Linked DNA regions of Homo sapiens: region 1 is linked to region 2. Evidence: read pairs that join two places in POLR2A ChIA-PET (ENCODE). Cell type or tissue: HCT116. All regions are shown on one strand.

Region 1 (5,000 bases), 77 kb after region 2:
TCTATCCAGAGGATCCATATTTTTAAATATGAATGAGTTCTGAGCTAACAGCGACTACTTTCCCTAAAGCAGAATACCAGAGGATCTACATATGATCAAAGTGACATGAGTGTTTGCGTGTAATATTCAGGGTGGCCAAAGACAGAAAGAAAGTACTGTTGGTGATGATCTTGAGATATCATCTGACTCCAAAAGTTTGTAATCAGGTCCAGCTGATATCTCAGCCAGTTGGTCTCTGGAACAGCAGCCTGACTGTGGAATCCTGTTAAAAATCAATCTTGGAGATCAAGGCAGATTTCATAGGCTATACATGATCTGGTATTAAGCATATAAGTGACTTTGCTTCAGAATCCCTTAAAAACAGGAAAGAACATAAAGATAGGGACAACATACAAACAGAGGGAGAATGAGAAAAGGATTTTAGAATATATTGCACCTGGCACCTTATTTTCACAAACAAAGAAACTTAAGAGAGGAATGTATGGAATTCTGTAAGGCACACAGTAGCCAAGGGCCTCCTTTAGCACATAGTGACCTCATCACAGAGGGGTGATCCCCATGTCTTTAGCCAAAGGACCAGCAGACAGTTGAGCCATCAGCCTGCTGATGAAAGATCCGTCTTATTTTTAGCACTTGTGGTTATCATCTTTCCTCCACAGTGCCCCAGTCCTTTGACCATAGCCATCCTCATAGTGCTGGGAATCTCTTTCAGCAGACAAGACATCTAACGATGTGAAAAGGAACAAAAAGTCCAGAATAGGTGAGAAACACACACAGGGCTATGTAAGTGACGCGGGGAAAAGGTAGAGTGCAGGTGTCTATCTCAGCCAGCCCCTCAAGGAGCTAATCGGTTCCATAGGAAATTGTCAAAACAACTGTTTCACTGAAACTTAAACACCAGCCATCATACCCGTTATATTGTTTTGTAGGCGCCACTCATTTTTCAACTTCAAGAGCTCGGAAACTGTATCACTTAGTTTTGAAAATATACTAATAAATACCATACCTTGCAGATTCATTTTAATCAGCCCTGTCTTGAAATAGCTGTTTACTAATTTTGCATAATATAATTAAATTCCCAAACACTATACTTAAGAACCATTAAAGATATGACTTATCCTGATGAGAGTCGAGAAATTCCAAATTTAGGATGTGTACAATCCCTGCTGTTGTGAAAATAAGATTCTCCACGAGGACAGCAAATTGGAATGAGAATTAAAGACTACAGTTTCCCTTTTATTAAATATTATGATACATGAAGAATACAAAAGGTAGGAGGCTCAGGCAGGCTGAGAATCTGATTCAACATTTTCTCCCCTGGTGAATCCAGTACACAAACACTGATTTTGGCATTAGGTTTCACAAGCTCCCAGCTGGAAAGGTTTACAGCAAAAGGAAGAGAGGTGTGGAGAAGTAAGTTAATAATTTCTTCTACCTTCCAGACTACTGATTCTTTCTCTGTCATTTAATGTCTCTCCCTCCACCCCTCCCTCCACCACCAAGCAGGACATCCTTAATTTCTCCCTCTTCCCTTTGCATATTTTTGACAGTCTCATGTCTGAACATTCTTATCCATCTCACATGGCCTTTGTCCTAGTGAGGCTCTCATCATGTTATAACTTATCTGGTTTATTGCAAAGGTCTCCCAATTAGTTTTCCACTCTCCAATATCTTTTTACTCCAGTCTTTGCTACTCATGCTGTCAAATTAACCTCTAAGAGGTTGTATATTTCACTTCCACTATTCAAATCCCACCAATATTCTTCAAACTCTTGTTGCTGGAATCCAAATTTGCTGGCCATATTTCTAATATATTTTGAAAGCTCCTCTACTCAAAATTGTTCTTCTTTCCCCCTAAAAAAGTAGGTTAATGACCTAGACAGTGCTTGGTACATAGAAGGGAGAATAATAAATATTAGTTTATTCTGCTTGGTATAAAATAAAGCTATTATAGTCCTAGACCTTTGCCTGTATCTTCCCTTTTATCTAATGTACTCCCTTCTCTTAGCTGCCTGTCAAAATCTGGTCTTTTTAAAAAAAGATAAAGTTTCACCTCTTCTGTGAAGCCTTTCCTATCTAGTCATTGTGATTATTCCCATTCTAACCTTCTGTAGCAGTTGCTTTTCCATAGCACCATTTGGTTCCAGTCCAAGGGAGAAGAAGTTGGGGTATTTGCCCACTAACTCCAATCTAGCACAGGTTGAGAGCTGCTTCGGGGAGCATGGGCTCCCTGGCATATTGGCCTGACCCATGCATTGACCAAGAATGATTTCAGCCCCCCACCACCCCACCCCACCCCTGGCAAGAACAAAAAACACTCAGCCAGAAGAAAGTCTTGCAGGTCTTGCAATAGAAAGCTGTGGAAATGTAAGGGCATATTGAGGTCCCAGGAGCATGGGAGGGGCGTCCTTCCATGATGTCTTATTGTAGGGAAGTACTAAGAGTTTCCCCGGGGAACCTCTTATATGTCAGATGGCCTCTTCCCAGCTCCCATGCTGTAGCAGACACCCTAACCCCTCAAAATGTCAGTGTCAGCAAGTGACTTTAAGAACTCCTTTCTCTGCCTGCTAGACCTCTGGCAGGAGGCACCAAAATGCCTAGGAAGCAGTGGATTAGTATGATGTTCTGTGGAATGTCAAGATAACCAAGATCCTTTGGATTATATTCTGTCAAAGAGCAGTAAACATCACCCTGGGGTGAGGCTCTGACTGAGTACGACTGTTCATCCCAGGTGACTGGAAGCTGCTTTTGATCCTAATTCCTGGTGCAACCTGAAGGGTATATATGCCAAATAAATAGTCACATACCAAGTTCCCAAGTGTGAGATGCTATGTAGATATGTTCTAGAACATATCAACACTGATATGACACTGCATTCAGCACAGCTGCTGTGATTGAGGCTACTACTTGATTAAGCTTACAGTGGTCAATCATAATTTGCCATGATCTACCTGGATTTTTTTCAAGGGCTAGGTTGGCACATTAAATGCAGTACCCTGGGTTTATACTCTGAAGCTTGTCTACAGAATCTTTGACATCTTAATGGAGATACTAGGAATGAATAAACACAGCTGCTTTCACCAGGGAAGAGTTGGAGACTTGGATCCACTTAGATGGTTTGATCTGGGGAAACTAAAAGAACCAACCATTGATTTACGTAAATGATAGATACCATTACTAGAAATATAAGGGTTGTGAAATGTTCTGGCTATACATCGTTAAATGGTTCAAAACTTACCTACGTGAGAAGCAGCAAAAACTGGCGAGGTAAGGGGCTGGAACCTCAAAGTATGAAGCAAGAGTGGTGGTGCAAGCCTAGGTCCTAAACTCATTCATGAGAAGTAGCTGTGGTCAGTTCTGGACCAGGCTGGATAAAACTTAACCTTGACTGTATATATTACACATGGTATTTAGACTGAATAACTCAGACTTAGAGAAATACAGTTGTTTTTTTTTTTTTTTTTTTAGACAGGGTCTCACTTTGTCGCCTAGGATGGAGTGCAGTAGCATGATGAGATCAGGGCTCACTGCAGCCTCAACTTCGCCAAGCTCAGGTGATTCTCCCGTTGCCTTAGCAACCCTCCCACCCCCACCCCAACCTCGTACCTGGGACTACAGGTGCAGGCCACCACGCCCAGCTAAGTTTTGTATTTTTTGCAGAGATGGGGTTTCAGCATGTTGTCTGGGCTCGAAGCAATCCACCCGCCTCAGCCTCCCAAAGTGCTGGGATTACAGACATGAGCACCTGGCCACACCTATGTATTCTGATATCATTTTTCAGTGGAGATAAAAAGTCAGGGTTGGGCCTTCCCTGGGGGACTGGTTGTTTCCACTCTCAGTCATCCTGGGAAGAGTCAGCTCCTAGGACAAGACAGAGATTGTAGACAGGTTTTCAAGGACATAATACTTTGAGAAGAAGATAAGCATATGAGCAGTGATTATTAAAACAAATAATTATAAGAAAAAAACAGAACTGAGTTATCATTATTTTCATCAGAAGTTTAGCTGCCTAAGCAGGTTTAGCCTGCAATCCTATGAACCAGTTCCACAGAAGGGAAACACACAACCCTTATCAAAGACCCACACAACTAAAAAGCAACTGTTTCATCCTGCAAAATAATTTCCAAGATGATAGAAACTATGCCAAGAAGAAATGGACTAAGATCAAGGATAGAGGAATGAGCAAAAGAGCTCAGAAAAAAAAGCAGTGGTTATATTGGCTTTACTCCTCTCAAAATGTTTGATGGAAAAGACCAACTCTCCATGGACAGTCAAGTATTTATACTGATGCTGCTGGAGGCTCTTTGAGGTTATAGTAGGTTATTACTGACCAGCTCAGGGAACTAACTTGCAGGGACAGGCCTATGTCTGCATCTTCTCTAGTCATAACCCCCTCCTACTGCTCATAGGATCCATTAGGGGCCTGTGCAAGGCAATGGATTTCTACACTCCCATCATCAGAATGCGGAGTTTTCTCTCCATGCCTCTTAGGGAATTTTGTTTTATGACATCATTTGATTTTCAGTGTCCCATCTCCATTGATTTCCAAGGCAAATAAACCTACTAAAGCTCATTAGAAAACCAACACTTCACGCAGTTACAAAAACCACCCCTATTTATAGGGCATATGCTCTTAGGTATTACTAGGTAATATTAGGTATTATTCTACCACCACTGGATAGATCTTAATTATTGCCAAGTTTACAATAATAAAACGTTAAGTACATTATTTCAGGCTTCTTATCACATAAAAAATGCTAAACATTACACCTGTGAACTGGTCACTTCTTTTCACAAATGTGTTCCTCTTTGCCTTTGTTCACAGTGCTGCCAAATGTTATCCTTTTGTCTGAAGCTAATGGATGTGCCTCCACTTCGTCTACTCTCAGCAGCTGTGACCATCATCTAAATGAATATAAGAATTGAATTAACGTGCAGTGAGTGCCCACAGTGTCCTGAACTATATTAAAAATGATGATTGATGGCTCTGTGGAATAAGT
Region 2 (5,000 bases):
TGGATTATCCCTTGATTCCTTTAAGGTAAAGTCCAAAATCCCTGGAACAACATCCAAGAACTCTGATGATCATTTTATTCCTGCCTACCTTGCCAGTCTCATCTTTTTATTTTTTATTTGTAGAGACAGGGTCTCACTCTGTCACCCAGGCTGGAGTGCAGTGGTGCAATCATAGATCACTGAAGCCTCTGACTGCTGGGCTCAAGTGATCCTCATGCCTCAGCCTCCTGAATAGCTGGGATTTCAGGCATCACCACACCCAGCTCCAGCCTCAATTTTTACTACTTTCCAAGAAGTCCCCTAAACTCCATCCATACTGAACAACTTGCAGTTTTGTGAGGTCCCAAATGCTCTCCTGCTTCTAAACCTTTATACCTAATACTCCAATGCCTCCCAGCAAAGCCTGCCTTCATTTCTTCAAAGGTTAAGTCCAACTAATTCAACTCTGTGTCACCTCTTCCAGGAAGCCTTCCTTGAGTGATGTCTAATACTCACCCACCTGCAACTTAGGATTAGGTTTACAGCCTCTGTGCTCACACAGTAGCTTTTGCATAACTTTTTCTCAGGCTTTTTGATGATATTCGGTAATTGTGCACTTCCATCTGTGTCTCTTCCATAAGACTGTAAGTTCCTTAAAGGAAGAGACGGTGTCTTTCTTCTACTTATATTCACGGTACCTGCGATTCAAAAAAGGCTTTTTGGATACCTTGTCCTGGAACACCCAGCCAGGAATTAATGAGATAAAAAGAAAACTGAAAATCTCCAGAACCAGAATATATTCCTTTCCCTCTAACACACCTTTGAAAATGAGAAGGAAAAGATAAGGGTATGTTTTTTCCCATTGTTTTGCTGGAGCTCGGAAGCCTCTTCTTTCTCTTGCTTGAGATTGCTCAAGGAGGTTGTTCTTTATGTGCATTTACAGAGTGGTTGGTCTTTCATGCCCTGCACAGTGCTAGCCCAGGGCTCCACAATCCAGTTCAGCACAAAGCGCTAGCTATGACCTCACAAAGGTTTTGTAAATATTTTAACTACGAAAAAAAGGTCTCTTCCCTCAAAGAATCTAAGATCCTGAAGGCTTGTTGGGATGGAGTCACATATCTCCTTGGCCTAGGATCCTAAGGTGCCCCTCGATCTGGTGTTAATGCGCTTGTGTAATCTCCTGCCCTTTAGTGTCGGCTGTTCTAGTGACTCTCTAACCAACAGAATATAGCAAAGATGGTGGATGTCTTTCCAGCAGACTATCTCTTGCTGGCTTTGAGGAGGCAAGTTCCAATGTTGAGAAGGCCCACATAACCAGGAACTGAAGGTGGCCTCCAAAGCAGTTAGGAACTGAGGCCCTCAGTCCAAAAGCCCTCAACAAACTGGATTATGCGGCAACCATGGGAGCATGGAAGTGGATCTTTCCCGGTTGAGCTTTCAGATGAGATCCCTGTCCTGGCTAACAACCGATTGCAGCCTTGTAATAGACCCTGAAGCACAGGACCCACCTAAGCCATACAAAATTTGAGATAATAAATGTTTGTTGTTTTACTTGTGGCAATTTGTTATGCAACAACAAATAATTCATACAATCTCCTTTATCCTGATTGACAGTCTAGCACCTGTAAAAAAGAAAAAAAAAACTTTTGTTTTTCAGCAGTTACATAGGAAGCCAGCATCATGTAAACGTTTAACTAAAAATGAAATAGCCTCTAAAAACAGGCTTGTAAATCATTTTCGTATTCTAAAAGCTAAGGCTAAAAGAATCACACATGACAGTGTGTAAAATGAAGTGGGGGGGAATGGAAACAAAGTTAAAACTTGTAAAGGGGCCCTGGAGAAAATCTGCAGGCTCCATTGGTTTATTTAACTTTTAAATCTTACTAAATTTGCTAGATGTGTGTTAGCATTCATGGTTCATTTACTTTTATTCTGACTTCTATAAATAGGTACTCTATGAGCCCTGATAAATGATTTAAAATCTTGCTTGACTTCAATAAAAAAATTAGCAAGTTAATCTTAAAAATTCTACACACAGAAATGAATGAAAACCTTCCTCTGGGCCAACCTCCACCCCCTGCAAGTGCACCTCCCCCAGTCCCTGGACTCTTCTTGCCATCCTTGTTCTTTTTCTCTGGCTCTGTGTTTATAATATCTGGCATTCTCCCAAATCACCTAGCTCTGGTTCTCTTGTAAAAACAAACAGAAGCTACCTGGGGCTCTTTATTCTCGCTCATTTACATTCTTTCTCTGCCAAGGGGTCAGGGATGTCAGAGTTGGTGGCAACCAGTCAAGCCCAGCATGGAATGGCCCTTATCTACCAATGCAGTGTTTTCCTGCCTGTGAACACGCCGGCATTTATTTATCTAAAATTGTAAGTAAAAATGTAGGTAACTGCCACAAATCAGAGACTAATGAATCTAAAAGTTCAGCCCAGAGCTATGACAAAAAGTAGACAAAAGCCTTATACAAAGCTCACATTTAATAAAAAAGGCAGGCAGTGGGTGAAAGGTGGAGATATAATCTATATGACCCATAAAATATATGGAAAACAAAAGCAAATGTGAAATTCCATGTGGTTTAATCATACAGAATGCAAGTTTGAATAATTAGCCACCCACACTGAAGCACAGCTTCCTTGTAAGTCATTAGTTGATGTGAGCTGAGAGTAATGTCGGTGTCATGTGTTCCACTAGTTGCACACATACGGTTATAAGATCTATCAGAATGTTCAACAGCTCTCCTCTCTGCCCTGATAGCCAGGGTTAGTCATCTAAATTGGTGTGTCCATTAACAGCATTTTTGAACTCCCAAGATTAAAATTGGTTGTTGAGGAACAAAAACATCAGATATCATAGTTTGTGGTCCTCCAAGGCTCAACCCTACCTGTCAAAATTTTATTCCTTAATATTTAATTTCTCTTCACTTCTCAGCCTTTTGGCTAAGATCAAGTGTAGTAGCTGTTCTTATCAGTTTAATATTTAATTTTTCTCATTAGGAAGAATGTAAATTAAATTAAATTTTTTTCCTAGGGAAGGAGGAGCAATAATAAAAATAAACGTTGAGAAACACAGCTGTAAATATGTAGAATTCTAAATGAGCACACAGAGAAGAAAATAAGCGTAAGAAATGCAGACACTGAAAAAAAAATCCTTAATAACAATCCAATAACCAGATCCATTTGTGCATTAAAAAAGCAGCAGAACTAGCGAAAGCCAAAGACAGGTTCTGACACAACACTGGAAACTCTGAACTTGAAATCAGAAGACCTACATTGATTCAGTTCCTAACATGTGATTATAAGTTGCACAACCTTAGAGAAAAGCTACTTATTTGGGTTCCTTTTCCTTTCTCTGTAAAAATAGAATGGAAATGTCTAATTCCAAGGTCCCTGCAATAGTTAAATGAGATAGTATTCATGAGGTGCTTTGCCAACAAGATGATGTGGTTCAGTTGAAAGGTAACATCATCCAGCAGAATTATCTGAACATTGGAGAGCTTTGCATGGGCAAAAGATTATATTAATAAGCCTAGAAGTGACACTACTGTGAATTAGTGGTTCAAGAGTGTTAGAGTGATGAAGGGGCTGTTCATTAGGAATAGTATGTCCTGTGTAGCAAAACACACCAATGACCTAAAGTGACTGATCTATTTTAAGGGGATAGTGAGAGAGATTCAAACCACTAAGAGATAGTGAGAGAATGCTTTTCTCCTATCAACTAAACCAGTGGTTTCAGCTTCAAATCACCTGGGGTGATTTTGAAAACTTCTGAAAAATGTCTGAACCTAGAAGATTGTGAGTACTCCAGAGATGCTACAGAGTAAGTGAACAATGACAAAGTTGCCGTGAGATATGCATTCTCATACACTACTGGTGGGAGTGTTAATTAGTACAGCCTTTAGGGAATACAATCTATTAATATGTATCTTTTTCTTGTTTGGTTTGATTTTAATGTTTTAAGTTGGTACCCTTCCTGGAGTAATTCTATGTCTAAGAATTCATCCCAGGGAAACAATGAGAGAGGAACAAAAATGTATCCAAAAGGATGCCCCTCAAAGTATCATTTTATGTCTGTATGTTGCACCAATCAGGATAGCTTGACTTTGAACATGCAAAAAAAAAAAAAAAAATTGTACTCTGTAAATCCATGTCATGGGCGGGAATATCTGACAAGTAAACAAAAGAAACAATAAATCAAAACAAGATGCTGTAAAAAGTCAGGTGTCATCTCAGCCAAAACTCATTAATTTTTCAAAAAGTTGAGAATTTGCCAATGAATTCAGGTCTGGTCAGGTCAGGCCTTCCATCATCCTGGTGATTTCAACTAACCTCAAAATCAAACAGCAGACAATTAGCAATTAAAGCATCTTAAAGGAATAAGTAACATTGCAGGCTAAGGCAGGACAGGGAAAAAGAGAATCAAATGTATTTCACTGGCTTTCTTTTTAAATTCCCTATCTTCTTGAGTCAGGACTCCCCAGGATTTGCAACTCAACACTGGCCTAAGATTCTCCACCACAAATGACTTTGCATTCTCAAGAGATTAACTGTTCACTCAAAGCCCTTCTGAAAAGCTGCTGAAATCATTGCAAATCTTCTATAAGTCGTACCTTCCTATGGGCTACAAGATAAAAATACTAGCTAAGGAGTGAGATAAGAAAGGCTCATTTTTTTAAAAGTAGGAAAGAAAATAAAGTTCTATGAAGGAGACTAAATTCTGAGCTTTCAGATTTTTAGTGTCAACAACCCAAAATATAAGAATGAGAACTAGGAGGGCAAAAGAGCATTTTTATCAAATGCATTTACCAAATATTATTAAGCCCCTACTCACCAAATGAATCAGACCAGCCAGGTAATCCTGGTATGAGGAAATCTGCAAAAGATCTACATCAACCAAATATATACTTATAAATAGCATATGTGTAGTGCCTGCTGTTTCTCAAAGCACTTTCCCATGTGATTTATCATTCAGTCTTCATATTAACCCCATAAGGTAAGCAGAAAAGGAATGATTTAACAA

Evidence for each region. ChIA-PET counts read pairs that join two places held together with the same protein. Peaks named below come from ENCODE experiments on the same cell type or tissue, not always from the same donor. Only the 100,000 strongest peaks of a DNase experiment are listed, where the experiment ranks them.
Region 1: POLR2A ChIA-PET joins it to region 2 with 5 read pairs; 2 of 35 experiments call an interaction of 5 or more read pairs at or near these places.

The regions. Positions count from the first base shown.
Region 1 is chr2:149,286,400-149,291,399 of GRCh38, reverse strand. It overlaps LOC105373679 (a long non-coding RNA gene), which reads right to left and starts at 3,648. Exons shown (of 3, transcript XR_923461.3): 1 at 3,607-3,648; 2 at 3,239-3,388; 3 at 1,216-1,373. In HCT116, no CTCF peak of the experiment used is centred here; no DNase peak of the experiment used is centred here; H3K27me3 peaks cover 410 bases.
Region 2 is chr2:149,363,655-149,368,654 of GRCh38, reverse strand. All of the region lies in intron 1 of LYPD6 (LY6/PLAUR domain containing 6), which reads right to left. It also overlaps the pseudogene LOC124906190. Among named protein-coding and RNA genes, the nearest start is that of LYPD6, 36 kb to the right of the region's middle. In HCT116, no CTCF peak of the experiment used is centred here; DNase peaks (open chromatin) are centred at 2,224 and 2,594.